Regions from separate parts of the Homo sapiens genome. Here regions 1, 2 and 4 are each linked to region 3. A link is a contact called in ENCODE Hi-C or POLR2A ChIA-PET data. All regions are on one chromosome and are shown on one strand. Each heading gives the region's core, a stretch centred on a gene start or an enhancer-like site at or near the end of the contact. The rest is flanking DNA. Distances are from core to core; before and after follow the strand shown. Region 1 holds the start of RRAS2 (RAS related 2). Region 2 overlaps RRAS2 (RAS related 2). Region 3 holds the start of FAR1 (fatty acyl-CoA reductase 1). Region 4 holds the start of TEAD1 (TEA domain transcription factor 1).

Evidence for each region. Hi-C counts contacts between places; a loop is a spot of excess contacts on that map. ChIA-PET counts read pairs that join two places held with the same protein, here RNA polymerase II (POLR2A). Pooled maps may share reads with other maps.
Region 1: a map of CD4-positive, alpha-beta T cell shows a loop between it and region 3 (7-fold over the local background). The contact joins the promoter of RRAS2 here to the promoter of FAR1 in region 3. A Hi-C loop is called at or near these places in 5 of 168 maps with a recorded cell type or tissue (CD4-positive, alpha-beta T cell, CD8-positive, alpha-beta T cell and naive thymus-derived CD4-positive, alpha-beta T cell), 3 of 37 single-sample maps with no recorded cell type and 13 of 50 pooled maps.
Region 2: a pooled map shows a loop between it and region 3 (3-fold over the local background). The contact joins the enhancer-like site here to the promoter of FAR1 in region 3. A Hi-C loop is called at or near these places in 1 of 37 single-sample maps with no recorded cell type and 5 of 50 pooled maps. POLR2A ChIA-PET finds 5 or more read pairs at or near these places in 2 of 52 experiments (GM12878 and activated CD8-positive, alpha-beta T cell).
Region 4: a pooled map shows a loop between it and region 3 (17-fold over the local background). The contact joins the promoter of TEAD1 here to the promoter of FAR1 in region 3. A Hi-C loop is called at or near these places in 13 of 50 pooled maps.

Annotation. Positions count from the first base shown.
Region 1 is chr11:14,357,015-14,364,579 of GRCh38, reverse strand. It overlaps RRAS2 (RAS related 2), which reads left to right and starts at 5,397. Exons shown (of 6, transcript NM_012250.6): 1 at 5,397-5,817. The coding sequence starts at 5,710. RefSeq lists enhancers at 1-411, 6,468-6,567 and silencers at 5,298-5,797, 5,868-6,067, 6,108-6,227.
Region 2 is chr11:14,317,570-14,324,478 of GRCh38, reverse strand. All of the region lies in intron 1 of RRAS2 (RAS related 2), which reads left to right. Among named protein-coding and RNA genes, the nearest start is that of RRAS2, 38 kb to the left of the region's middle. RefSeq lists an enhancer at 1,090-1,169. Within about 2 kb of position 4,343, at least 2 of the 41 ENCODE cell types and tissues checked have a DNase peak (open chromatin) inside an H3K27ac peak, as active enhancers do; they include GM12878, where a contact is called at or near this core.
Region 3 is chr11:13,664,797-13,672,361 of GRCh38, reverse strand. It overlaps FAR1 (fatty acyl-CoA reductase 1), which reads right to left and starts at 3,694. Exons shown (of 12, transcript NM_032228.6): 1 at 3,556-3,694. RefSeq lists an enhancer at 3,135-3,184 and silencers at 3,265-3,544, 3,655-4,144.
Region 4 is chr11:12,670,634-12,678,300 of GRCh38, reverse strand. It overlaps TEAD1 (TEA domain transcription factor 1), which reads right to left and starts at 3,880. Exons shown (of 13, transcript NM_021961.6): 1 at 3,467-3,880; 2 at 2,740-2,892. RefSeq lists enhancers at 662-1,241, 1,425-2,238, 2,239-3,053 and a silencer at 3,889-4,188.

The DNA of each region.
Region 1 (7,565 bases), core at 4,148-6,647, 690 kb before region 3:
TTGAGCGTGTGTTTCAATTTCTATTCTTAGCAATGTGATCTTTAAACAAGGAATAGATTTGTGCTTATGTCTCATCTCAGATGCATGCAGCTCCTGCTGGGCGGTTTCATTCTCTGCCAGCCATTCATTCACATTAAAAGCAATGGCCCATTAAGGAAATAAGTGGATGATGCTCCTCCATCACCCATGGTAAGTATTGCAGGCTCTGATCTGGGGGCTTGGCCTTCTTTGGCCAACAGGTCTTGGCTCTGTCTGTTGTAGCTACAGATGAGGTTAGAGGAATCTTGATTCTAGCATCTCCCTCTCCACTCTACCCTCAGATCCTGTCTCTGGGATGGGCCAGGGATGCTGTTTGGTCAATATTGGTTTGTAAAGATTATGAATAACCAACAGTCCAGATGAGATGGTCATTGTTTGTCCTGAAATAAAGAGTGGACAGGGATGAGCACCCTCCTCTAAGAGTTCTTGCTGTGGTGGTGTCTCAGGGTCACTTTATTTTATTTTATTTTTAGACAGAGTTTCGCTCTTGTTGCCCAGGCTGGAGTGCAATGGTGTGATTTCGGCTCACTGCAACCTCCGCCTCCCGGGTTCAAGCGATTCTACTGCCTTAGCCTCCCGAGTAGCTGGGATTACAGGCATGTGCCACCATGCCCAGCTAATTTTGTATTTTTAGTAGAGATGGGGTTTCTCCATGTTGGTCAGGCTGGTCTCAAACTCCCAACCGCAGGTGATCCACCTGCCTCGGCCTCCCAAAGTTCTGGGATTACAGGCATGAGCCACCATGCCTGGCCTATTTTATTTTATTTTTTGAGACGGAGTCCTGCTCTGTTGCCCAGACTGGAGTGCAGTGGCACGATCTCTGCTCACTGCAACCTCCGCCTCCCCGGTTCGAGTGATTCTCCTGCCTCAGCCTCCCAGGTAGCTAGGATTACAGGCACACACCACCATGCCCAGCTAATTTTTTTGTACTTTTAGTAGAGACAGGGTTTCGCCATGTTGGCCAGGCTGGTCTTGAACTCCTGACCTCAGGTGATCCACCTGCCTCGGCCTCCCAAAGTGCTGGGATTACAAGCGTGAGCCACTGCGCCCGGCCATCACTTTAGATATTTAATATACAAATTCAGATTCTAAGTCCGTGTCCTCAGAGGTTCTCATTTAGCAGGTCTGGGGAGGAGCCCAGTTTCTTCATTTTAAAAGACACTACAGGCTGCCTTTTATGTTTGAATAGGAAAAAAATAAATAAATAAAATACACTACAGGGGATTTGGAAGCACATCCTTCGTGGAGAACATTGTCATAGTAGGATTTGCAAGCTCTTAAAGCCCACTAAAGCCAGGCAGGTAACAAATGGGTGGTGTGTGATAGAAGAGTGCTGGTGACCCTGATGAACAGGAGGATCTTAAGTTTTCTAAAACGCAGTCAGTATTTAGCTTTAGCTAGTTGTTGCCAGATAACGCCAGTCCAGTGTTGCTAGATATTCCACTTAATTTTTCCAAGAAGAGTTAGAAATACTGATTTATTTGTGACATACCCTATTTTTAAATATCGGCAACCAATTCAAAATTTACACAAAAAATTTGAATTGTAGGCCAAAACATATGCGCTGGCTAGATCTGGCTCTGAATCTGCCTGTTGAAATCTCTTGACAACACTTTAGCCAAACAAAAGCTTGATTTAAGTCAAAATGATGCAGTCAACAGCTCTCTTGACTGGCAGCATCACACTGCTTCTGCGATGTGAGGCTCTCCGGGGTTCTGGATAACACCCAGCTTGGCATGGAGCAAAGTGCTCTGAGCAGGGGAGTCAGGAGACCTGTTTCCTAATCCCTGCTAACAACTTGCTAGGTGACATTGGGAAAGAAATTCTCTCCCTTGTCACAGGATTTCTTTCTATAAAGTAAGGGGGATGATCTCTATTGTTCTTTCCAAGGTTCTAGATCATTCTTTTTCATGAAAATGTATGTACTTATTATCTGTCAGCTACTTGAAAAGGAAACTTTTCAGATTAAGTTGAAAATTCACCTTTAATTGGCTTGAGTGACAACTAGTTCTTCCTCTCCCATATTCTCCTGTGTCTTCAGTGATTTGTGTTTGCATGGAAGTTTCTTTCTGCTGTATGCTTTTGGGGGTATTTTCTAAGGGAAAGAGCTCATTTTGGCATAGAAAGTCTGGGCGGGGTTGAGCATATGGACTTCTCATTTGCTGAATACTACGTTTGAGTCAAATAAAAAAAATAAAGGAATAGAGTTAATATAGGGAACATTCTGAAGTATAAAGCCACTTCCTTGAACTTCACAGTTCAAATGAAACCTTGCAATTGAATCTTTTTTCCTTGTAGCTTCACTGAGACATAATACAGACACAATAAAATTCACCCATATAAAGCATACAATCCAATGTTTTTAGTATATTTACAGAGTTGTGCAATCAACACCACTATCTAATTTCAAAACATTTTCAACTCCTCAAAAAGAAACTCAATACCTACTATTGGTTGCTGTAATCCTGCAACCACAAATCTGCTTCCTGTATCTATAGATTTGCCTATTCTGGACCTTTTATATAAATGGAATTATATAATATGTGGTCTTTTGTGTCTGTCTTCTTTCATTTAGCATAATGTTTTCAAGGTTTATCCATGCTGTAGCATGTATCAGGACTTCATTCCTTTTTATTGCCAAATAATATTCTATTGCGTGGCTATACGACATTTTTTTGTTTATCCACTCATCAGCTGAGGGACAACTGAGTTGTTTCCACTTTTTGGCTATTATATATAACATTCACAAACAAGTTTTCATGTGAATATATGTCTTCATTTCTCTCAGGTACAGATAAGTAGGGGTGTAATTGTCAGGTTGTTGGTAACTCTACATTTAATCTTTTGAGGAACTGACACATACAGTTTTCCAAAGCAGTGGCATCATTTAACACACCTACCAGCAGTGTATGAGGGCTCCAGTTTCTTCACATCTTTGTCAACACTTACCTGTCTTTTTAATTTTAGTCATCCTCGTGTGTGTGAAGCAGTATTTCGATGTACTTTTTTTTGAGACAGGGTCTCGCTCTGTTGCCCAGGCTGGAGTGCGGTGGCCCCGAGCTCGGCTCACTGAAACCTCCGCCTCCCAGGTTCCAGCGATCCTCCTGCCTTGGCCTCCCAAAGTGCAGGGAATACAGACATGAGCCACAACAATTTTGTTTTGCTTATGATTTTGTGGGTCAAGTATTCAATAAGGGTCGGGAGTGATGGCTCATGCCTGTAATCCCAGTACATTTTTTTTTTTTGAGACGGCTCTGTCGCCCAGGCGGGAGTGCAGTGGTGTGATCTCGTGATCTCACGATCTTGGCTCACTGTAACTTCCGCTTCCAGCGTTCAAGCAATTCTCCCACCTCAGCCTCCGGAGTGGCTGGGACTATAGGCGTGTACCACGCCCAGCTAATTTTTGTAATTTTTTGTAGAGACGGGTTTTGGCATGTTGGCCAGGCTGGTCTGGAACTCCTGGGCTCAAGCGAGCAATCCGCCTCCCTCGGCCTCCCGAAGTGTTGGGATTACAGGCGTGAGCCACTACAATTTTATTTTGCTCATGATTTTGTGGGTCAAATATTCAAGAAGGGCCGGGAGTGATGGTTCATGCCTGTAATCCCAGCACTTTTTTTTTTTTTTTTTGAGCCCGCATTGTCGCCCAGGCGTGGGTGCAGTGGCGTGAACTTGGCTCACTGTCACTTCCGCGTCCCAGGCTCAAGTGATCCTCCCACCTCAGCCTCCGGAGTAGCGGAGAGTACAAGTGCACGCCACCACTCCGGACTAATTTTTGTATTTTTAGTAGAGATGCGTTTAGCCATGTTGGCCAGGTTGGTCTGGAACTCCTGGGCTCAAGCGATCCGCCCGCCTTGGCCTTCCAAAGTGCTGGGATTACAGGCATGAGCCATTGCGCCCAGCCATCCCAGCACTTTGGGAGTTCGAGACTAGCCTGGGTAACATAGAGAGACCTTGTCTCTTAAAAAAAAAAAAATTACCTGATCTTGATGGCATGTGCCTGTAGTCCCAGCTGCTAGGGAGGCTGAGGTGGAAGGATCACTTGAGTCCAGAAGTTGGAGGTTGCAGTGGGCCATGATTGTGCCACTACACTTCAGCCTGGGTGACAGAGGGATCTTGTCTCAAAAAAGAAAAAAAAAAGATTTTTAAAAAAGGAATTCAGGATGGGCTGGCCTGGATGGGTATTTTTGCTTGGGGTCTCTCACGCAGTTGCATTCAGATGCTAACAGGGGATGCCGTCATTGGAAGGCTCGATTAGGCTGAGTGTCCAAGATGTCTCACTTAGATGGCTGGCAGGTGATGCTGGTGATCTGGTGGGAGCTCAGTGGGACTTTTTTTTTTTTTTTTTAAATGGCATGTTGCTCCTGGCCATCAATCAGACTTCGACTGGCATGCCTACATGTAGCCTCTTTAGCATGGCAGTCTTATGATAGTCAAACTTCTGACTTTGTTCCTCCCGGAGTGAGAATACCAAGAGAACAGCTGCATGGCCTCTTCTGATCTAGCCTGGGAAATTAGGCAGCATCTCTTCTGCTGCATTCTACTGGTTCCAAATGAGTTACCAAGTGAAGTCCAAGAACTTGCAGTCATGTTCCAAGATTGCTGTAAATGCTTCCTGTGTAGCAGCACTGTTTTATGTGCTCATTTAATTCTTATTAAAAACCCCATGAGGCCGGGTGCAGTGACTCACACCTGTAATTCCAGCACTTTGGGAGGCCGAGGCGGGAGGATTGCTTGAGGCCAGGAGTTCAACCCCTCGCACTCACACTCCTCATATCCAATTACTGCACATTTGTCACACATAAACATAGCCACTATGACACTGTACTGACACATACAAAATCTGTCACATTCCGTCTTGCCCATGCAAGCTCAATCACTGACTTATTCTCCATGCTCAGCCACTGTCCCATTCTTCACACTGTCACAACCACCAGCCCATCACACACTCAATTACTGTGACACAGCTCTAATCCTCAATCACTGTCACATACTGTTTTTCACACAAATATGGTCACCATCTGTACTCTTAAAGCAGGGTATGTACTCTCCTATAAAATTGAGTTAATATGCCAACAGCCCTATTTTTCGCACACGCCGTCACATATTGTATTTTTCATCCACACAATCCCTTACATAGACAATTAGGGTGACACACTCTTTCTGCCTTCGTCCCACTCCCAACTGACACCCACTCCCACACTCTCACGCACTCGCTCACTGGCTAGGGATTAGAGCGGTGTGTCCGTGGGGGTCTGAAGCCCGGGTTACCTCCCGAACCTCAGCCCCAAGCGGCGCGGCCCCGCCCCTCCCCGCCCCCTCATGCATATGCAGCACCTCAGCCTGGCAGCCCGGCCCCCAGACGGCCATTTGTGGCGGCGCTGGAGGCTGCGTTCGGCAGGCGCTGCGGAGACGCGTAGAGGAGCGCGCCCCCCGGCCGCTGCCGCCCCTGGCCCGTGCCGTCACCCCGCTTCTCCGCGCCTCGGGCGGTACCCAGCCAGTCCCCAGCGCCGCGCTACCGCGCTGACCGGCCCTCCAGACGCCTCCCGGTACCCGGGACCCCAGCCCGGCCGCTCGCCCGCAGCCCGCCGGCCGCACACGTCCCCGGAGCCGGGCCTAGGGCGGGCGGCAGCGGCGGCTCGGCGCAGTCAGGCTGGGCTCTGTAGCGTCCCCATGGCCGCGGCCGGCTGGCGGGACGGCTCCGGCCAGGAGAAGTACCGGCTCGTGGTGGTCGGCGGGGGCGGCGTGGGCAAGTCGGCGCTCACCATCCAGTTCATCCAGGTACCTGGAGCGGGCCTGCCCGGGGCGCCGGAGCGGCGGCGGGCGGGGGCTGGCGCTACCTGTGGCGGGGCGGCCGCCGCGACCTCGCCCCAGAGGCGCCTCGCGGGCCCGGGCCGGGGCCAGGGGGCGGGAGGGCGCGGGGCCGACTACGCTCCTGCCCTGCGGCCGCAGCGTCGCGCTCCTGCCTCCTCCCGGGCGCGGCGTCGCGGGAGTAGGGCTTCTCAGGAATGTGGTCGGGAGGGCGGAGCTGGAAGGGTGGGAAGCACCGATCCACCTTATTGCTCTGGCCGAGGCCAGAGACCTCCGGGAGAGGCTGGGCCACCGAGCCGGGCTTTACTGCTCCGAGGGTCCGGGCGTGGGGCTGGAGCTGGAGCCCCGCGCGCTGCTTTTCCAGCCGCCTGCGGCCGCGCCTTCACCGTCGGGGCGATAGCGGTGGCAACTTGGCCGCGGCTCCGCGTGGTCTCCGGGCTTCCCCGCGCCGCCTGAGCCGGAGCTGCCCGCTTCAAGTACTGTGTATTTCTTTGTGTGTGTGTTACGCTCTTTTTATAAGTACTCTCTTAGGTAATATGTCCGGGTGGGAGTGTGTGATAATGCCCCGGGGAAATGGTGGCTTCTAGGAAGTTAAAAATGTTCTCTGATGGGGTGAGACCATTTCCTAGGAATTCCTGATGCCGTCCTGCTTCTCGCCGTGCCTAGGTGAAGTTTGGGATGGGCCGGGCTAGGATATGACCGAGTCGTGCGTTCTGTTTTCTAACCACCCTCTCCCCTACCCCCAGCCCTCTCTGGTTGCTAGAGACGGTAAGTCAGGGGTTTGTGGTAAAGAAAAGGGAGGTGGTATTCTTCCTTCTTAGAATTTGCTCTTGGGGAGAGGTTTGAGTAGTCTTTTTTGGGATTTTTAAAACACAAAGCCCCGATGTCTTTCTGCTTTTGTCAACCTAAAAGGTGTGGCATATGCTGGGAGAGAACGAAGGTACCCTGTTATAACAGGAAACAAGGATATTTTTCACAGTATCTAGAGTATGAACGGTGAAATATTTTTGTCTGGTTTCCTTTTCACCCATTTGTCATTAATTGGGATACCTGAATAGCTTATTTCACTTAGTGTTTATAGTGACATTAAAATATTGAGTACTGTAACAAATGTGATTGTCACCTTTCACATTGAGTAAATGAGCAATAATTGCTGCTATAATATTCCCTGGATTACTGCTGCTAAAACCTTTGAATCCAGGAAGAAAGGATGTTTTATGTAATGAGCATTTACAGTATGCTTATTAGTGGGTTAAAAAAATCACTGAGTAAGGGGTGAGATTGGTTTAAGTTTAGCAGGCTACAGAATCAGGGATGCTGTCAGGTTGCTATTTCCCTAGGGCGCAGAGAGATTGTACGTATCTAATGGCAAAGCAAAACAATTTATAGCTAACCCTTTGGGGACTAGTCTGATGGCTGAGGGAGGGTGGGGGTGAGGGGATAAGTGGAGGAGAAGTCTAGGAGTGGGAGAATAATCTTGGGTTACAATATTGGTAGTGTTATTTAAAAGATTTGAACCACAAATATTTACGTTTTTTTGAGGAAGGGGCCATCTGAATTATTTGAGCCCATGTTAATTAATTAAGGTGTTGGGCCTTTTTGTTTTGGGGAAGTAATGGTATTAAACCATTAAGAAAGCGGTAATTGGGCCTGGCGTCGTGGCTCACACCTGTAATCCCAGCACTTTGGGAGGCCGAGGCGGGTGAATCACGAGGTCA
Region 2 (6,909 bases), core at 3,094-5,593, 650 kb before region 3:
GAAGAGAATGCTTTTACACTCATATACGTTTTCCTTTTTTTTTTTTTTTTTGGCCTCTGTTTAAAGCTTAATTATTTCTTTCCCTAAAGGTCTAGAATATATTTTTACTAGAGTTAGTCCTGCATATCATATATTTGCTGTTGCTGTTGTAAATGGTGTCTTTTATTTGACTTAAGCTTTCTAATAGCTTTATACAGAAGTGGTATTTTTTTTTGCTGTTTATTTTTTCGACAGGTTGAGGGGACTATGTAGACTTTTATATCCAAATACCTTGCTGAATTCTAATTCCAATAATTATTATGTATATTGTTTCCTGTGCAGATAATCATATCAAATATATTCTTAAAAATTTGTATACCACTTTATTTTCTTATTAAATTAACTAGGACCTCCAATGTAATGTTGAATAAATATGGTAATAGTAGACATACATACTTGTTCTTGATTTTAATGAGTTTCACTGTAAAAAGTGTTGTTTGCTATAGTTTTTTTTTTTTTAAGACAAATGTGACATTTTCTTATCCTTTTTCCATATCTCTTATAGTGTTTTTCTTTAGTCTGTTCATATGGTGAATTATATTTATAATTTTAAAAAAGTCTATATATTCTGTTCCTGAATTTCTGGGACATATTGGTCATAATGTATATTTTTATATACTGTTGGATTCTGGATTCTGTTTGTTAATATTTTGCATATGGACTCTTTTCATGTATGTTTATTAGTGAAATTGGCCTGTAATTTTCATTTTTTAATAATGTTCTTGTCTGGTTTTGGTATCCAGATTATACTGGCCTCATAAAATGACTTGGGGGGTGTATTTCCTCCTTTTCTATTCTCTGGAAGAATTTGTGTGATACTGGATTTACTTGTTTCCTGAAAGTTTGGTAGACCTTGCTTTTACAACTTTTAGACCTAGTTTGTGTGTGTGCCGGTGGGGGGAAGAGGGGGAAGTTTATTTTATTTTTTCTTCCTTTATTAGTCATAGTGCTGTTCAGGCTTTCTGATTATCCTTTTTTTTTTGAGACAGGGTCTCGCTCTGTCACCCAGGTCGGAGTGCAGTGGTGTGATCTCACTTTGCTGCACCATCCACCTCCCAGGCTCAAGCAATCCTCCTACCTTAGCCTTCCAAGCTGTTGGGACTATAGGCGCATGCCGCTATGCTTGGCCTAGTTTTTTTGTTGTTGTTTTGTTTTTGTAGAGATGAAGTCTCACTATGTTGCCCAGGTTGATCTCAAACTCCTGGGCTTAAGTGATCCTCTCATCTCAGCCTCCCAAAGTGTTGGCATTACAGGTGTGAGCCACTGTACCCAGCCTTCTAATTATTCTTGAATCAATTTTGAGTTTGTATTTTTCTAGGCGTATGTCCATTTTGTCTGTGCTTCATATTTATTGCATAAAGTTGTTCATAGTATTCTCTTTTAAATGTCTCCTCTAGCTGTAGTTATGTTCACTATAGTCTGTCCTTTAGTTCTCCTTAGCAGTGTTTGAAGAGATACGCTTTTTAGTCCATCTATTGAATTTTTACCATTAGGTTATATTTTTTATTTCCATAAGTTCTGTGTGTTTCCTCTTAAGATCTTAGTGGTCATTCTTTAACTTTTTATTTTTTAAATTCACATTTGTCTTGATTGGATTGATGGTCATTTTTTATAGCCTCTTGCTCACTTGTTTGTGATTTCATTTATTTTTAACATTTAATCCGGAATCTTGATGGGTATGGCTGATAAAATTTTAACAATGGTTGTTATGTACTTCCCTAATAAGTTCAAGATAAATTAGACTGTGACTACTTTAACACATAGATATAGATCTGGATTGCTGTATTTAGCCAATAACATACGTATTACAGAGGAATTACTTGTTGGATGATTAAGGTTTTCTTAGGTAAATAATTTGGAAAAAATGTTATTTGTGGGAAATATAGGAAGAAAGAAATTAAACATCAAGGAAGAGAAGCAGGAAATGTTGCTAGCTGTGTCTTCCTAGATGGAATGTGTTTGTATAGCATTTGATATTTCTTTGTGTTTTTTTTTTTGAGACAGAGTCTCCTCACATTGTCACCCAGGCTGGAGTGCAGTGACGCTGTCTCAGCTCACTGCAGTCTCAACCTCCTGCACTCAAGTGATCCTCGTAGTTTAGCCTCCCAAGTAGATGGGACTACAGGTGTGCACCACCATGCTGGGCTCATTTTTTTTTTTTTTGTATTTTTGGTAGAGATGGGGTTTCACCATGTTGCCCAGGCTGGTCTCAAATTCCTGAGTCCAAGTGACACACCTGCCCCTGCCTCCCAAAGTGCTAGGATTACAGGTGTGAGCCACTGTGCCCAGCATATTTGATATTTCCTGATAGCAGTTATCACCTATTTTGTTGGGTATATTTGTCTTGACAGTTAGATTGTGATCTCTTTTGGGGCAAACACTTTTATTGGTGGTGTTTTGTTTTTTATACAGTGTCTAGCATAGTAACTGTTAAATAGTATATAGTCAATAGATTTATTATAGCTAGGTAGATGGGATTTTAAAAGTACTAAACAAAGTTCAATTGTAGTTAATTATAATGAACTAATCATTGTCATATGATTACAGTACGAGGAATTATACCAGAAGCCACTAATAACTAGATCTGGATTAAATATACCTTTTAAATGCATTATTGGGTTCAAAAAAACCAAACACATTTTCAAATGTTGTCTTCACCTCACTCAAACAAGGGTGAGCTTAAATGGAAGCAGGGGAGCATTTAGTGATAAAAACACAGAACAGGCAAAATTTCAGAAATGGGTCAGACTTTCAATTAGAGACTGAATTTTCAGCCAGCAACAAGCCAGGGATAGTGGAAAGGGAGCTAAATCTGGTATTTCCTTTATTAAGAAGGATCCATCCAACCTGGCTAGAAGTGATCATAGGTAGGCTAAAGTGGTCTTAATAGGTAAACAGCTTCCCTGCTCTCCCCACTCCCACTTGCTCCTGGATGATCAAACACAAAACACAAGACATGGCAAAAATAATAACAAATGTAGCCCCCAACCCCCAACCCCTATACAAGAACTTCAGAAGTTTTGACAATTTTTGATCATTCTTTTAAGTGAGTATAAAGAATGAGGGACTTTCGTGCCATCCTTGTAGAGTTAGTTCCCTTCCCTGTCCCACCACCATTTCACCAAGGGAAATTTATTGAGAACACCTAAAATTTGCTGTTGACTAGTCATGTTAGGGGAAGGAGGAATGGTATAGACATAAGATTTTAAAATATTGACGTGCGTCGTGTGTTTACTTATTTGCAATCTTTTTTTTTTTTTTGAGATGGAGTCTTGGTCTGTTGTCTAGGGTGGAGTGCACTGGCCGATCTCGGCTCACTGCAACCTCTGCCTCCCAGGTTCAAGTGATTCTCCTGCCTCAGCCTCCCAAGTAGCTGGGATTACAGGCGCCTGCCACCACACCCAGCTAATTGTTGTATTTTTAGTAGAGACGGGGTTTACCATGTTGGCCAGGCTGGTCTCGAACTCCTGACCTCAGGAGATCAGCCCACCTCAGCCTCCCAAAGTGCTGGGATTATAGGCGTGAGCCACTATGCCCAGCCATTTGCAACCATTTTTTTAAATTGTTGTGTTAAGTTACTATAAAAATTAACATTTTTATAGTTTTCCCACATTTTACTGCATACTACTTTATATGACTTTATGATTGTTAGGTTCTTAAACAATGAATTTTGACTTAAGTTCTTTTATATTTTTATTTTTACCAATCCATCCTATTTAAAATAAATTAATAGTATGTTTAATATCTTTCAGAAAAGTTCTTTCCCTGTGCTTTAATTTTAACCAGTTTTAGCTAATGTTTTTGCACAACCTTTTCTAAAAGCAACAAATAATTGATTAAGGGGAATCTGGGCTAAGCTGAAGCTTAACTCTGAAAGCTGTGTTAATGAGTTTCCATAGGAAAAACTGTCTACTGCTTTTATTTTGTTTATAGATTGAAATTAGCTAAATGAAAGAATAAGTAAATGAGAGCTGCTTAAATTAAGACATCCATTAAAATTTTTTGTCTTGATTACTTTCCCGTCTCAGAGTCAATTGATCTGGCTTTTGGTACTGAGCACATGACTCTAGACAAGCATGCAGTCATTCTAGGCATACTGCTATTTGAAAAAACAGCTTTAAAAAGATGTTAGAACCTGGGAAAAAATATCTTGCTCTCTTGTGGTTTCACAGGATGCCAAAGGTTTAGTTGCTTGTATGTTTCACTCAATTGCTTTCTGTTCAATGAATAAAATCAGCACCGTGCATTAGAACTTTGCAGACTCACTGCAAAGGAAATAGCAGGAGGTAAAGTGACCTCAAATGAATGTGGCTTTTTTTGTGGGGTGCGGTGGGTGGGCAGTGCTACAACTTAATAAACAAATTGAGTTTTGCAGGAAGAAAACCTTTAACCCATCTTTATACTCTCTCATGGTGACATTTTTCTTCTGCTATCATTCCCATTCTTTAAACATTTTTACAATGATTAGTTCATTTTAAACATGTAACATAGCTACAGTTGAGTTGTTTAGTTGTTTTATAACGTATATGTTTTTCGAGTCCATCAGTAAACTGGAATTATAATCTTATTTTTGTTGTTTTGATCACACAACTTTTCTGCGCTCTGAAAAATACAACTGATACTTACTTCTCTTCACCAAAAGTCTTTTAGGTAGGTTTATCACCTTTTATCAGTTGAGTGAGTAAGATATTTTGAAAATATTTTACAGGGGAAGTAGCAGAAATTCTCCATCATGTATGGTAAACTTGCAGTTATCTGTGCTCTTAGAAGACAGAGGGAACCGGCCGGGCGCGGTGGCTCACGCCTGTAATCCCAGCACTTTGGGAGGCTGAGGCGGGTGGATCATGAGGTCAGGAGATCGAGACCATCCTGGCTAACAAGGTGAAACCCCGTCTCTACTAAAAATACAAAAAATTAGCCGGGCGCGGTGGCGGGCGCCTGTAGTCCCAGCTACTCGGGAGGCTGAGGCAGGAGAATGGCGTGAACCCGGGAAGTGGAGCTTGCACTGAGCCGAGATTGCGCCACTGCAGTCCGCAGTCCGGCCTGGGCGACAGAGCGAGACTCCGTCTCAAAAAAAAAAAAAAAAAAAAAAAAGACAGAGGGAACCTGAATAGTTAATATAATTTTTATTGTAGTACAGGTTTTACTCACATACCTTGGGAAAAGCTTCTTTTCCTGCTTGGCATTATTGCCAAATGTCAGGATTGACGGAGGTGTATGGGGAGATGGATTTGAGAAAATCTGGACATGTTACTCCATGAATCTAGAGAAAGCAGGGGCAATACATTTATTTTTGTTTTCTGAAGGTAGCTCTCATTGTAATGATGTAATTTGGGGCACAGAATTGAGCCAGACTGCTGGGAATCAATTTCTGCTCCATGCTTACTAGCCTCGTGACTGGGCAAGTTACTTAAAGTCTTTCCTCACCTGTATGATGGAGACGATAATAAGACCACCTACTTCATGGACTGTGAGGTTTCAATGAATTAATATGGTAAAGCACTTAGTGCCTGACACATAGTAAATGATAGCTGTATTGTTGCCAAGTCAGTAAGTGTGAGTCAAAGTATACAGATATGTTTCCCTGAAGGAATTTGAAGTTTAATACTTAAGTTTTGTAAAAGTCTGATTTATATTTACTTTTCAATAGTCCAAAGTGGGGACTGAAAGAATGTACAAAATGTCCGTGTTTGGGTTATCTTTCCTAAACACTCTGCCTTCCTCAGGAAACATTTCTTCTGTCTCAGCTGTTCCACTGCCCTGCTGAGCTGGAATGACTACAGCACTGGGAGACACAGGTAGTGCTGCACCTGGCTGGGCTCAGGAGCCTTCCTGTGAGAGAAGGGTTTTGCTTTTCTTATCAGGATGGTTAATTGAATAGGTGCCATCTCATCCCTGGGCACTCAAGGTTTTTTTTTTTGTTTGTTTGTTTGTTTTGAGACAGATTCTCTCTCTGTCACCCAGGCTGGAGTGCAGTGGCATGGTCTCAGCTCACTGCAACCTCTGCCTCTCAGGTTCAAGTGATTATCCTGCCTCAGCCTCCCAAGTAGCTAGTACTACAGGCATGCGCAACTACGCCCTGCTAATTTTTGTGCTTTTAGTAGGTAGAGATGGGGCTTTTCCATGTTGGCCAGACTGGTCTTGAACCCCTGACTTCAGGTGATCCACCCGCTTTGGCCTCCCAAAGTGCTGGGATTACAGATATGAGCCACCACGCCCGGCTGCACTCAAGTATTAAAAGAAGTGAACATCCATATAGGATTTATTAGGATAGTTACTCATTTGACAGGTATTTCTCTAGGGTTTACACATAGAAAAGCCTTCAGGATTTTGCGAAGACAGGGTTTCCTTTTCCTGTATAAAGGACAGCTTTAGTCCTAACAGTGAGGGGAAATATCATGAAAATGATTCCTTTATTCTTCCTGCTCCGTTTGAAAATGACCTGATTCTCTTTTAGAAATGTGGCTTATTTTACAGTTGTCCTCTTCATACATTTATTTACTTATTTAGAGACATTCTCTCACTCTGTTGCCCAGACTGGAGGGCAGTGGTGCAATCGTAGCTCACCTCAGCCTTGCACTCCTGGGCTGAATTGATCCTCCAGCCTTGGCTTCCTGACTTGCTGAGATTACAGGTATGAGCCACTGTGCTCAGCTCCCCTTTGTACATTTAGAGTTTGCAATGATTTGTTTTGTAGGGAAAGATCAAGAGGAAAAACTAGTAAGTTCATTCATCATCTGCTTCTTGTTGATAGAGGCTACGTTTCTTAAAAGTAATTACCTTTGAATTTTGTTTCCCAAATAATTTAGTGAAATGTCAATATGAATTCATCTTGCCTTTTAAGATTTTATTTTATTTTGGGATGGAGTT
Region 3 (7,565 bases), core at 2,445-4,944:
CCCAGGCTGCTCTTGAACTCTTGAGCTCAGGCGGTCTGCCTGCTCATTTTTTTAAATTTGAAAAAACTAAAAAGTGCAAGCATTTTAAAGCATCCATGATCTTCCAGCCAAAGATTAAAACATTACAAGGGGTCATACCATCATCTTTCCTATGAATCTGACCATAACTGTGAAAATATTTAAATTTGTATAGAGTACCTGCCACTAAACACAATTAACTACCAGCCCAAACATTAATATCTTCATTCCAGCTTTCTTGTGACTAAATTCACATTACTTTTTTACTTACTTAACTCAATGGTTTCTTCTCAATCGTTCTGAGTCTCTCAGCTATATACTTTGTTGCTAACCACCACCTCTTTAAAACTCTATCCCAGGTTTCTCTAAACAGTGTATTCCTCAGTATCTACAGAAATCTCTCCAACTAATCTTTTTCTTTCTTCACTGGCTCTTCTTACATAAACTGACAATCTCTAGAAAATAGATGAGGTCTGACTTGAATTTTCTTGTCAATATTGAACACCCAGCACTTACTACAGTGCCTGGCATCAAGCAGATGCTCAATTAACATTTACTGACTGATTCTGCCAATCCTGACCTGTCCCCTCCTAGCTGTGTGACCTTGGGCAAGTTATATCTCTCTGAGTCTTATCTCCCTCATCTATAAAATACAGATAATCAGAAGATGAGATAATATTTGGAAGGTTCAAAACAGTGTCTGCCACAAAGTAGCACCCAATAAATTTTGCTATTATTATCAATATACTCTAGCACAGGACTCAAAAATGTTTCCAACTTATGATATATGGTTGACTGTTAAACCTACCTCTCAATAACCTTACTTTCACTTCATTCTCCTATAACTATCAAATATTTTATGCTCTTTCCTTTACTACCTATCTCCAATCCATTATCAACTGTTAATTTTCTCTCCTAACCAACATAAAAAATTATTTATCAGCTAAGCTGCAACATAGCCTTGGTTGATTTCCAAACCCCTAAATCTTCATTCGAATCTTCAATCATCCTTAAAAACCATTTTTAATTTGTCACTCTTGTCCACAGTTGCTTATACCAAGTACAAACTACTGGAATGTCATCCTCATGTCTTGTAATAACCCACATCCCAACTTCTAGTTCACATGATGGCTCAAAACTCACCTCTTTCAGGAAACCTTCCCTGATTCACTCCACGCCACTCAGATTACTTCTCTACTGCAAGTCGCCTCAGCACTTAGGTATTGTTATACTAAGGGCAAATGTGATCACAGTAAACAGCATCACTAAGAAATCGCTTTCACAAAATTGTTTCTAGATCATAAATAATGGTCCATTAGTTAAAATGCTTTGCTGATCTGGTTAACAAGCAAACATGTTACACAGCAAATGCTCTCTTTGGCTTCTGTCCTTGACTCTATAACTCTTCACAAACCTTTTGTCCTATCCTCAAACAGAAACTCTATCTCCCATTTAAATACACTGGAAATATGGTAGTGGGCCACCTTCTTTTCTACTACCTCTTCTCTGACCTCAGTCTCTGCCTCCAGCCTCTATCCACACCCCATAAATAAAAATTCCAAAAGCTTCAAATAGAATAGCAGTGATGCATACATACCATGTCTTTCCTGAGTGAAAAAAAAAAAAAAACCCTCAAGCTACTTAGCTACAAAATTCTTCACAAGGGTAATAAATTTCCCAACAAGCCTAATACATAATCAAACTCCAGAAAATTTATGTGGAATTTTTATGGATAAATTTATGGAATAATTTTGGCCGGCGCGGCAGCTAACGCCTGTAATCCCAGCACTTTGGGAGGCCGAGGCGGATGGATCTCTTGAAGTCAGGGGTTCGAGACCAGCCTGGCCAATATGGTGAAACCCCGCCTCTACTAAAAATACAAAAATTAGCCGGTGCGGTGGGGCATGTCTCTGTAGTCCCAACTACTCGAGAGGCTGAGGCAAGAGCTGATCACTTGAACCTGGGAGGTGGAGGTTGCAGCGAGCCAAGATCGCGTCACTGCACTCCAGCCTGGGCAACAAAGCGAGACACACACACACAAATTTATAAAATAAAAACAAAACAAAACAAAAATTATAAAATAATTTTATGGAAAATGTATGGAATAACAGGGCCTGGGTGGGGTGGCTCACCCCTGTAATCCCAAGCCTTTGAGAGGCCACGGTGGAAAGATCTCTTGGGCCGAGGAGTTTGAGGCTGGAACGAGCTATGATCTCGCCACTGCACTCCAGCCTGGGCGACAGCAAACCCTGTCTCTGTTTACTTTTTAAATTAATTTGAAAAAAATACATCAGGATTGTACTTATACGTTAATTCTCACTTGTATTACTGTAAGAGATCTTGCATCATTTTTATGCTATATTACACATGCCCAACATGACAGCTGAGAAACTCCCCTGGAGGGCAGATTTTCTGAGAGTATCTTCTGATGTTGTCTTTAAACCAACACTTTTTTTTTTAACATAAAGAATTAAGGGATTCCTGACTGCCATCTAGTCAAAAGCAAACAATATGTATGCCATTACTTCGGAGGGAGTGAGTTCTTGTGCTGCTGAGGCAAAACGAGATGAACTGTCACAGGGATGGCAGGAGGGGTGGAGTGTAGGAGGAGGATCAGCCCCAGTAGTGAGAATTAAAAACTCTTTTGAGTATTTGGCCCTCCACTAGCAGTAAATTAACCTTCAAACCTGACCAAGACACTACCTGAGACCCTCCACTCTCCGACACCGCAGAATCAGACAACTGTTCTTGCTCAACTACTCATAAAAGATTCACAGCCTTCACCTACCACACATAAATCTACCGCGTTTGCTGCTTGTATACTTTGTCCTAACAGACCAACTAATGCCTTCTAGTCCAATAGCCTCCCGTCCACACCTCACATAAAACCTTCTCAGCCACCTTCCGGTTTCAGTAGGTGCCTCTTACTCCAGATCCACGTGTCCCCAGTTCTCCAGAGACCTTCACCTTCAAAACCCAAGCCCGTCCCCCCTTCACTCCCAGCTGATCTCCACCCAGGCCCTATCAATCCTTACTTCTAATAGGCCAACCACACTCCCCGGCCCCGCGCCTTCTCCCTCAGCACCCTTTTCTGAGCATCACCTATTTCCCACCACTTTCTTCCTCCCCAGACCCGGAATCCTGCAATCACTAGGCCTCCCTTTGCCGCTACCCTCCCGCGAGCACGCGGAGCCCGCTGCTCGGCTAACCACCCCGCCCCACCTTCGCCACCTCTAGCGGCCTCCCACCCCAGGCGGCTCCCCGGGCTCCGCGGCTGCAAACCAGGCCCCACCGTACGTCCCCCACGCGGTCCCGGCCCTGTGAAGGGCGGCGGCGGGGCAAAGAGGGGCAGAGACCACCCGGGGTGAGGCGGGCGCCCTCACTTCTGGGCGTACCCGGGCGGGGGCGGGGGCGGGACGGCTGGTCGGCGCCCCCGCCTCGGCCAGGCCTGCAGCCCGAGCTCCCGCAACCACTTCCCGAGCCAGGCGAGGAGGAGCCCGCAGCCCGGCCGCTCCCGCTGGCGCACCCCCTTCTCACCTAGACGCAGAGGCTCAGGCCTCGCTCTCCCACTGGCCGTCCAGCAATAGCTGCGCCGCCGCCGCCGCCGCCGTCGCGCTCTCTTCACTCGCTTTTCCACCGCCCGCGACCGGCTGCTGAAGAGCGGACGGGCAGTGGCACGCCCATTGGCTGAGGCCCGCAGTCGCGTCAGCCGGCCCCGACCGCACCTCGCGACGTGACTGGCTGGAGCGGCGCCTCTTTTCGACATCCGCTTTTGATTGGCTCTCGCGCACACCCTTATCCGCAGGACCAGTCATCCTCCTCCCTGCTTTAGCCTCTCACCCCCAACCCGGTTTCCCTCCGGGCGGGAGTGGGGCGGGAGCGGACGCCCGCGGAACGCGAACGGCCAATGGGGGCGCGGAGAGAGGGCCGGGAGGTGGGCCCTGCGGCCGGGAGGCTCGCGGGGGAATGCTCAGCCAATGGGCCCGCGCCCCACATCTCGAGTCCTGGAGCGCCCCCGCCGGCTGCTGGCGTCCTGTCGGGTCGCGCCCAGGGCCACGCCCGGCTGTCCGTCGCGCGGGAGGGGCGCCAACTCCCAAGGTTGGGAGCACGCAGCGAGGCCCGCGCGGGAGACAGCGGGGCTGCCATTGTGGCGTGCTTAGCGCTATTATGGTGGGGCCCGGGGGCCCTCCGGCCATTGCTGGGCGTGAGGGATCCGTTCGGAGAACTACCAGCTTGGCGGGTGTGGCCCGGGTCGGTGAGAGCGAAGAGCTCTACGGACCCCTGGAGCCTCCACGGGTCTCGCCCAGTCCCAGGGGACTGTGGGCCCATTCATTCCACCTTCCACTTCCTCCAAAATAATTCCCTACAAAACTTACCGGTAGTGATAGGAGTTAGAATAACGTTTACTTCTGAGGGGTGGGGCACGAGGGAACCTATGGAAAGCTGGAAACATTGCGTCTTGATCCTGGTGGTCGTTCCGGGCTGTGTACACATGGAGGAATTCATCGAGCCGGACACTTAATAGTATTACCACATTCATACGGCTCATTTTTAAAAAATAATAAAAGGATCATGAGAATTCTGTAATAATATTACCACAATCTTTGGGCTCCGTGGGACTCCATTGTATAAACAGTCCGCATTAGGATTTAGCTGTCATTCAAAACATGCAAGCCATAGGAAGAAAAAAAAAGATTTGTGAGAAGCAAAAATGAGTGAACGCTCTTGGCACGGTGAATAGCATGCACAGGTTGGTATTTAGGGATGGATGGCTCAGAGTGATTTTTCTGTGGGGATTTAGAGCTTGTTTCAGTGCCTGGCCCTGTTAGTAGCTAAAAGCAGTCATAGTGCTGCATCCAGTTGGAAACTACAAAAGCTCACTGAACTGCCTACTTTGTGGCAGATGTTAAGTTCTGGCTCAGGAAACTAATTTGAATGCCATGGCTTCTGCCTCGATGAGCTCACAGTCTTGCAGCAAGTACTGTCATTTCTGGAGGAGGGCACAGAACACAAAGCTAACACACTTGCTTACCCTCAGGGATGTCGCATTCCGCTACTTTAGGCAAGACAGTGTATGCCTGGAACCCATCCAGTCCAATAGCCATAGTCATAAATAGCCAGGATCAGGTGAAACACTTCTTAGAAGTGGGTCAAAATATTCTCCCAAAACAAACGTAAGAACTATGGACCAAATTCTAATCTGTAAAAGAACACAAGCAACAAAACAAAGATTACAGTATTCATATTTATTAATTTAGTCATTAAGTTGTTTAAATCAGGTAAATGCCTTTATTTAAAGTGCTTGTCACTACACTAGGCATATAAACTTGGATATGACAGTATTCCACAGAACATAGGGTTTAATGGAGAGACAGACATAAACAATGCCAGTGTAATACAGGATGAGGGAATACCTAGAAAGAGGATGTAACCCAGCATGGGGGATTCAGGAGCATGTTAGAACATGTGTAGCTAAGTTAACCACTGCTAAGGTTTATCAGTATACTGATAGGGTAATATCACTATAGGAAATAGACACTATTTCCAGAAAATACTTCATAAACTTTTTGTTGTTTGTGCATATGTCTTAATTTTAAAAATTGATATAAGTACAAAAGCAAAGTAATGCTTAGTTCTGAGGAAAATATGATGTAATTATTAAGTAATCACTTAATAAATGATTCTCAAAAATAGCCGTACACTTGAGAGCACAAAGGGATCTCATTTGATTCAAGTCAATGTGTATGAAATGTGTGCCTCCGGCAGACCCCCACAAATGGACAGAGTGCTTTCTGGAGGAAGACTTTAAAAAACAATGGATCACTCTCCAAGATGGTACAATTTCATGGGTAAGGCATGTTGTATGACTCGAATCTTCCATAATATACTATCATTCTTAAATGAATTCAGAGAATTAATAAATCTACAAAAAGTGAGTAATAAAAGGCAGTGAAAGATTTTGCACCAGAGTTTAAACTAGAAAAATGTAATGACATCAATCATTCATTCATCTGCCTTTCCCATCTTTATTCAGCAAGATCCCTGAAAATTGGGCGCCATATATTGGTATCAACTGCATTATAATTTTATTCAAACATGAAACAACTCTACATCTTTTTGATCCATGCTATAGAAACAATATCTTTTAAATGAAGGTAAATTACACCAAGCCAAAAATGTACCATTATAGTTTCTAGCCTAAAGGGAGATACTATATATCATTGAGAAAATATATAGGAATAAAGACCAAAACGAATATGCTACCCTTAACGTGGTTGGCATATTGGCCATAACGTGGCTATTATGACTCTCAGAATTTCATAACATTTTTAGAAACAAAAAACAAGTTCAAGCATTTTTATGCAAATACTGCTCTGAGGAAACAGTTTTCTTCTGGCATGTGTCATTTTCTAACACTTTTTTTGTGGAAATGTCTTATTCAGTATAGTTCTGATGAAGTCTTCACTTTATCCTCACAGCAGCCCTATGCAAGTATTCATCTATTCATCTAAATTCTGTAGAAGACAAACTTGAGGCTCAGTGAGGCAAGTAACTTGTCTAAAGACACATAGCTGTTAGGTGGCAGAAGTAGGATTAAAATCTAGATAGATTTGATGGCAAGCCCCATTATCTTTCTACTTATGCTTCATTTGCCTCTTCCAAAACCAGACCAAGTCATTATGTCTTGTCATTATACATCTTTGTATCCCTCACAATAAGTAGTACAGAGTCTTTTTTTTGAGAAGGAGTCTCGTACTGTCGCCCAAGCTGGAGTGCAGTGGTGCAATCTCGGCTCCCTGCAAGCTCTGCCTCTCCGGTTCACGCCATTCTCCTGCCTCAGCCTCCCGAGTAGCTGGGACTACAGGTGCGCACCACCACACCCAGCTAATTTTTTTTTGTACTTTTAGTGAAGATGGGGTTTCACCATGTTGGCCAGGGTGGTCTCAATCTCTTGACCCTCTGATCTGCCCGCCTTGGCCTCCCAAAGTGCTGGGATTACAGGTGTGAGCCACCGTGCCCAGCCTTCAGCCTTTTTTTTTTTTTTTGAGACGGAGTCTTGTTCTGTCCCTCAGGCTGGAGTGCAGTGATGCAATCTCGGCTCACTGTAACCTCTGCCTTCCTGGGTTCAAGTGATTCTCCTGCCTCAGCCTCCCGAGTAGCTAGAATTAGAGGCACCTGCCACCATGCCTGGCTAATTTTTGTATTTTTAGTAGAGACAGGGTGTCACCATGTTGGCCAAGCTGGTCTCGAACTTCTGACCTCATGATCCACCCGCCTTGGCCTCCCAAAGTGCTGGGATTACAGGCGTGAGCCAGCACGCCTGGCCCAGCATCTTATATACACACCCATCATGGAATTCACCAAATTAATCCTTCTTTTCACCATGCTTTACTTTACAGATTGCATGACAATAGAAAGTATAAACTATTTAAAAGTAACTGTAGCACATTAAAAATATTTGTTTTGATAAAACTAATGAGAATACAACTTTCTTTGTAGTTGCTGTGGAAAACCCATCATAACTGTCTAGAATGCACCAGAGATGT
Region 4 (7,667 bases), core at 2,631-5,130, 990 kb after region 3:
AAGTTGGACATTAGCAGTTTGCAGTTCCAGTCACTAAACTCCAAAGGGGCAGCTGTAACGCTCGCATTTAACAAGGTTGGCTTGCATTTTCTTGCAGTTCTACAGAGAAATCTGGACACTTCTTTTGGCCACATTCTTCAGTCTTTGGAGAAAACAGACCCTAAAGTTTTACCACTAAACAGATTCGACCTCTAAACACAGCTTTCATATTTATTTATTTTCCCTTTCACAATCTCTCTACTGGGTACAAGTGCCTAAAATGGAGCTTAAAAGTGTTATCCACCTACTGTCTGTATGTGAATATGGTCATTTTTAAGTCCACCAGATCATACATACAGTTATTTGCACCAACCTTGAGTGATAAGACACAATTTTCATTTGCAGGCAGCATAATTATGCTCACAATTAACACATAACACATGAGATTAGAGAGAAAAGTAATCCCACAAATGCCCAGGCTCTTGTATGACCACCACGTATGAGAGATCAATCCATTTCTGAAGCAACCAACCTTAAAATATTGTTAATGTCACAGCTCATTTCTTCAAAAGTCTATTTAATATTTGGGATCTACATGCTTTAAACTGTTCGTATTATATACTTTTCTGCTGAAAATGTAAGGACAAATATGATCTAAACACCGATGATAAAAGTATATTCTTCCCAAACGTTCCCGTTAAGAAATGCCCTCATAATTGTTGCTCTGTATTCTAAGAACCAACAAAACACAAAATTGTTTATAAACTGCTGAAGCTCAAGCAGGGAAAAAAACTCGAACATTTTTTTCCTTATGACTTATTTGTTCCTTTTTCTAAATAAAAGGGGACTCCAGTCTCCCAAGTGAGTATACTAATATATAATTCCTGCTGTATAAAGTAAGTGGGGGGAGAGAGGAAATGGGAAAGGGAGGAGGAAGCCGACTCCCCCCAGGCTGCCCTCCCAAACCCGCCCTTATGTGTAATTAGTTTGCTGCTGGGGCCTGGGCACACATTGTACCACAAGGCAAGGAAAAGCCTCTCAGTGAGAAATTCCTATCAGTCTGGCTCAAACTAAATTGGGATGTCCTCCCCCTTTAAATTAAATTTAATTAAGTATATGTCATGGTGAGTCCTGGTTTTTGTTTTGGGAAAAGAAAAGAAAAAAAACCCTCCAACCCTCCAATAATCTCTCTCAGGCATGTTCCCCGCAGTTCATTACTTTATAAAGGATCACACAGAGGAGGAATTTACAGATTCTTCCCTATAATTTTCTTTACCCATATTGTCAAAGCAAAGTGTCATACTGGTTTTGTTTCAAGCTCGTTTTTAAAAAAAAAAGTTCTAATATTCCCCTAAAACTGCAGATCAAATAATATTTACCATTAAAGTAAAAATAAAATAGTCTACCTTGGCATTTTGATACCATCAGCAAGAACCCGTAATGGATATAGCTTATCATCAGTTCATTTTTTATACCAACAATAAATAAAAGAATTGTTAACTGTTTAAAACCTGAAACCTGAGAGTTCAACATAGAGTTGCACAAAGAAACACTAAAGAAAAATATCTGTGACCATTTATGGAAACAGTGAGATTAGAAAAATAAGCCTTTCCCCAAAAATTCAACAATTCAAAACCTCACTACTGACAAAAGGTTCAACGAATCCATTTGTCTTTCCTGAGTCACTTTGTAATTAGTTCTACTATTTCCTTCTAAAGAGGAAAAGATTCCTAAGGAAGTTGGATTTAAGTCTAGTCCTTGTAAGCATTCAGATATGCTTGGACCCGAAGACCCTGCTGTTTACAGAAGCGGGGCACAAACCCAACAGTGAAAGGGTGAAGCACCGGGCGTAGCCTGAAGACTGTTCCCCAATCTGTGCCTCAGAGAAGCCCCTATCCGTAGAAGACCAGCAAGATTCACTGCAGCCTGCAGAGAAAGGAGCCCACTCCCGGCTGTGACTACACAGTGGATCACATCTCCCTGAAGGGAGGGATATGTCTACTCAGGTAACCATTGCAGGCAACCAGCGCACCCCAAGCCATCAGACCACCTGAACTTCCAAAAACAACCAAGGTGGAAAGCGGGGAGAAAGAAATCTGTGGTTGTTGTGAACTGATAAGGTTCTGCTCCTTTGCAATACGTGTAGTGTTTTTAGTATTTCTTTTTACTATTTTGAAATGTGGCAGGCTTAACAGACCTTTCTATCCCAAGACCTGGGCTCCTTCCAACGCACTGTTTTTAAACATGGCCTTTTTACATTCCCTGCTCCTGGAACATCATCTGTCTCTAAGTTTCCAGGGCTCACTGAGGTCAATTTTCATTTCTGCAAATCACAGGAAGCCACTTGCTTCTAAGAAGTTAACAAGCCTCCTGAGAAACGCTGGTGGCTGGTATTTCATTGTTTCATAAATATTTTTATATAGTGACACTATCCAACTTTAAATAAATCTTTTAAAAAAGGCAATTTAAAAGCAAAGAAAATTCTGATCTGGATTTCATTTATTTTCATGAGAGGGGAGGTGTGAGTCCTCATTGTTTTCGACTCATTAAAAATATTGCTTTGATTTTTTAAAAATACAAAAGTTATTTTTTTAAAAAGAAGAAAAGTCACAGAAGTTAAACTTTCTTTAAAGCGGGACTCTGGACTTTTGAAAACAAGTGTTGCTGTTACGAACAAAGACTAGAAGTGTACCCAGATTTTCTCCCCCCCGGGGATCATTTCTCTTCCAATCAACAAACAAATCCCCCAGTATTTCCTACCGAAAGGGAAGGGAAGTTTTCCAGGGAGAGTCTCCTCCTGGGTTTGGTGGTAACTGCGACTCAGTCTTTTTTGGACACAATGTTTCTGCTGACTCCTGAAAATTTTCCACTTGAATGTGCAATGAAGCGGCGGCGGCAGCGGCAGCAACAGTCCTGGAGAAGCGGCAAAGACGACCGTGCCCTTTTTCATCTTTGAGAAGAAGGAGCGAACCCCCCGCCAGCGGCACAAGTCTGCGCAGACCCGGGCCGGCCTCGGGGGTACCCGGCGCCGGGGGGCGGCGGCGAAAGCAGGGGGGTGCAGGCCGGCTCCGGGCTCCGAGGCGGCGGCTCTGCCCGCCCGCGCTCGCTCCGAACTTCTGGCTCCCCAGCGCACCCCGTCCAAGGCGCCCGAGGGTGTGTGCGTGTGTGCGCGTGCAGGCGGCGGGAGAGGGGGCGCGCGGGGGGCGCGGCGCGGCCGGCCGGGGGCCGCCTGTTGCCGCGCGGGCTCCCAGCGCGCGGCCCAACTTGGCGTCCTGGCAAGTCGCGCGGCGGCGCCCGGCCGCTCACCTCGGAGGGGGCGCGGGGAGGCGGGTGTGGGGGCCCGGCCGCGGCCCTCCGCGTGCCCGCCCGCCGTCGCACACAAAGCAGAGCCCGCAAAGAAAGAGCGGCCCGCGAGGGACGCGCCGCCGGCCCCCCGCTGCCCCGTGCGCCCCCCGCACCCCAGCATCCGCCCCGCGCGCCAACTTACCTCGGCCCAGGGAGCCACCGCAGCGCCCGGCGAGTCCGAGGCAAACTTCGGCGCCGCTTCCCCCGCCCTCTGCTCGGTGCCCGGCTCCCTCCCCGGCTCCCGGTCCCTGGGCCCGGCCACCCCACCCCTGCCTAGCACCGCTCCTGCCCCGGGGCCGGCTGGCGCGCTGGGCTGCTGCCCGCGCTCCGGGCAAAGGTGGAGGGGTGGGGGGGCGTCACTGCATGGCCTGTGCCTGGACGCGGCCGCCCCGGGCCCGGGCCCCGCCGCGCGGAATGGCCCGCAGGGTGGAAGCGAGTCTGCAAAGTGCTTGGTGGGCGCCCGCGGCGGGCGGCGGGGCCGCGGCGGCGGCAGCAGAGGCTCGGCTCGGCTCAGGCGGCGCGGCGCGGCGCGAGCGATGCTAAGAATGTTCGGAATGAGGACAGGAATGAAATGAACGCCAGGACCGAACTCGCTCCGGAGGGGTGGGGCCTCGGTGACGTCATGCGGCCTGCCGCCCGGGGCTGGAGGCGGGGCCTGCCGCCGCCGGTGACGTCATGGGGAATCGGGGCGGACCGGCGCGGCTGCTTCGCCGTTGGGGCGCGGGCTTTCGGCAGCTGGGCGGAGTCTCGCGCCCACGGGGGAGCGTGGCTCGCGCGGGAGCCGCCCTCCGTCTCCCGGCGCGGGCTCCGGGCTTTGTCCCGAGCCGGGGCGGGGCGGGGCGGGGCGGACGGGAGCTGCGCGGCTTGGAAGTCCCTGCGCTCGCGCGAAGAACTCTGGAAGCCTGGGTTTCTTCCAGGGGGCAGGCGCCGAGGCGGGAGTTGCGCGCGACGCGCCTACCGTGCCTCAGTTTCCCTAGTCCGGGACGCGGAAGCGCGGGTGACTGCGTTGAGTGCTCCCGGACTCGCGGAAGTCTGCAAGTGTAGGGTAGAGAAGTTGCCTTTCTGGTGATGCAGATTGTTGCTCTCGAGCGCGGTGGACGCCGTCTCCGGGCCAGATTCCCAGCCTGCCATTTCTTCTCTTCCCTTTCACTTTTATAAAAGTTCACAGCTCTCACTCAAGTCGAAATCTGTCTTACGGTTGGGAAAGGAAAACCTTTAGCTTAGCAAAGAAGGATAATTACAGAGTTCGTAATAAACCTGCCCTGCTAGCAAGGTCTTCTCCAAGTCAGTTAAAAAACTAAGTTCACTCATCTCTGCCGGTTGTACTTTTCAAAAGTAACTTCCTAAACTTTGAAATGCTGCATCCGGCGACTTTAAGTTAGCCCTTTCATTATTGAGAAACTTCATTTCATTATTAAAGGAATCATTTTAACCCTGCCATTGGAGGTAGTGACGCAAAAGTGACATAGACGCAGTCGGTAAATCAGAAAACGGGTAAAATCGACCCACTGGGGACAGAACCGTCTAAAGTTTCGGGTGATTGTTATAATTATTTAACAAACTGCAAAGCAGTTCCCGCACAGTGGACCTCATTCGTTCTAGGCACTTGGCTCTCTTTTCCAGCTGAGGCCTCAGGATTAAATAACAACATATTTTGTGCCCGAGGAATCCCTATATCCCTATATATGGGTAACTGAGGAGACTAGACTGTGACTGAGTGCAACACATTTCTACAAAACATAACTTTTACTAATACATTGTTTTCCTTTTTTTTAATTTTTTTTTTATTTTATTTTTGGAGACAGGATCTTGCTCTGTCACCTAGGCTAGAATGCAATGGTGCGATCTGGGCTCGCTGCAGCCTCGACTCCCTGGAATCAAGCCATCCTCCCTTTTCAGCCTCCCGAATAGCTGGAACTACAGGCACGCACCACCACGCCTAGCTAATTTCTAAAATTTTTTTGTAGAGATGCAGTTTCACCATGCTGCCCAGGCTGGTCTCAGACGCCCGGGCTCAAGCTGTCCTCCTGCCTCGGCTTCCTGAAGTGCTGGAATTACAAAAGTGAGCCACTGCACCCAGTCTTATTAATACATTTTTAATTTCAACTCTTGAAGTAATCGGAGTAACAGGCAGTTGTAAAAAATAATAATAAATCGTTTGTTCACTTTGCCCAGTTCTCCCCACTGGTAATGTCTTCCAAAACTCTAATACAGTATCACAATTGGGATATTGACATTGATACGATCCACCCATCTTATTCAGATTTCCTCAGTCTTACTTGTACGTATTCGTACGTGCCTGTGTTTAGGTCTATGCAATTTCCTGACTTGTGTAGGTACCACCACAGTCAAGTACAAGTGCATTTTATTTCTAATTCATAGGCAATGATAAGGTAATACAGTGAGGTTCACAATAATGAACCCAACCACCTTGGCACTGGTTTTTGGAAATGTGTTAGAAAACACATAATTAATTTGGCATTAAAACTGTACTAGGCATATCTCTCTCCAAATGTCATCTTCTAAAAGCACCAGATAAATTTCGATGGCAGTGCCAACCAGTTAGTAGGGTTTCTAAACCACTATTTGTTGGCCCAGTATACCTGGGCACCTTTCAGACTAGTTCCTGTCTTATAGCCACTTTGCAATACAATATCTCCCTCATTCCAGACTGAATTAAGGAAAAATTCCTTGGCCTGGAATCCAAAGTTCTTTATGACATGAGTGACTTTTTGACCAGTATTTTCTCCAACTTCTCCCGTGTGTAAATTTTTTGAGACTCACCTTAAAAACCTCTTCCTCCGGGAAGACTGCTAAACTAAATATTTCCTCTCTAGGACCCTTGAAGCTCCTTGCTCCAGATATGCTTCTTGTATTCTGTTAGTTACCAGCATATGTGTGTTATTGGTGTTATATTGGTGTTATATGGTGATGCCTACCTATCTGAGCCCCTGGAAAGTGGTCTGGGTCTCATGCAGCTAAGTATGCCCTGCCCAGGACATACAAATGGGAAGTGACTCTCATTGTCATCTCTCCACTCTTCCAAATGCTTTCACTCTCCTCAGCCACCTTGATCAATGCATAGGACCAGTGCATGGATTTAGGGCCCCAGCACCTAAGGGCAGGAACATTAAGTGCAACCCGCTAAAATGGCAGCAGATACCATATACTGCGTCCATGCTTAGCACTTGGCATTTTACATTTGCCATCTCAATTAGTTCTCACAGAACCTGTGTAAAGTAGTAATTAGTACCCCCAGTTTACACAAGGGAAAAACTGAGATGTTAGGGAGGCTATATAACTTGTCCATGGTCACATAGTCAGAACCTGAATTCCTTCCGACTCATGTTTATAACCTGTATTCATAACCCCTGACCTCTACTGTCACCAAAGCTGAAATGAATATAAATCAAAGCAGTGGAATGCCAGGCACTGATCTAAGTACTTTCCAGATATTACCTCATTTGATCCCCACAGCCACCCTATGAGGTGGTTACTATTATTAGTCTTATTTTATAGATGAACGAGCCGAGGACCGGAGAGATGAAATAACTCGATCAGGGTCATATATTTAGTAAGTGCAAAGCAAAAATTCAAACCCGGGCAGTCCAGCTCCAGATTTCATGCCCTTAGCCTCCCACTGTATTGTATTAGCTGCTCCCACTTAGCTATTGTATTAGCTGCCCACTGCAATGAAGGCAGAAGATCAACGTCCACAGGGGTGACTTACCTGGAGATGTAACAATCATGTATATCACTAATGATACAAAAGGGTTCATTTCCCCCCACCAGTTCTTACCAAGAAAGAAGCTGAAACAGTGGTCTACTGAGTGGTAACAAATCATGCTGAGACAAACTCTTGAGTCAGCCTGAAGCTAGGAAGGAGAGCCAGAGCCAATGGGTTAGAATTGACCCTAAAGTTGTACCTGGCTCCAGAAGATATTGCTTTGGAAGACAAGGAGAGATGTATTAATAAGGATGATACTAGTTACCTCTTTTCTTTTTTTTTTTTTTTTTTGAGACAGTCTCTCTCTGTCACCCAGGCTGGAGTGCAGTGGCGCCATCTAGGCTCACTGCAAGCTCCGCCTCCCAGGTTTACTTATGCCATTCTCCTGCCTCAGCCTCCCGAGCAGCCTGGACTACAGGCGCCTGCCACCATGCCCGGCTAATTTTTTATATTTTTAGTAAAGATGGAGTTTCACCGTGTTAGCCAGGATGGTCTCGATTTCCTGACCTCGTGGTCCACCCGCCTCGGCCTCCCAAAGTGCTGGGATTACAGGCGCAGGCCACTGCACCCGGCAGAAGTCCCACTCTTAATAATACACCAAAGAGAGACTCAGATG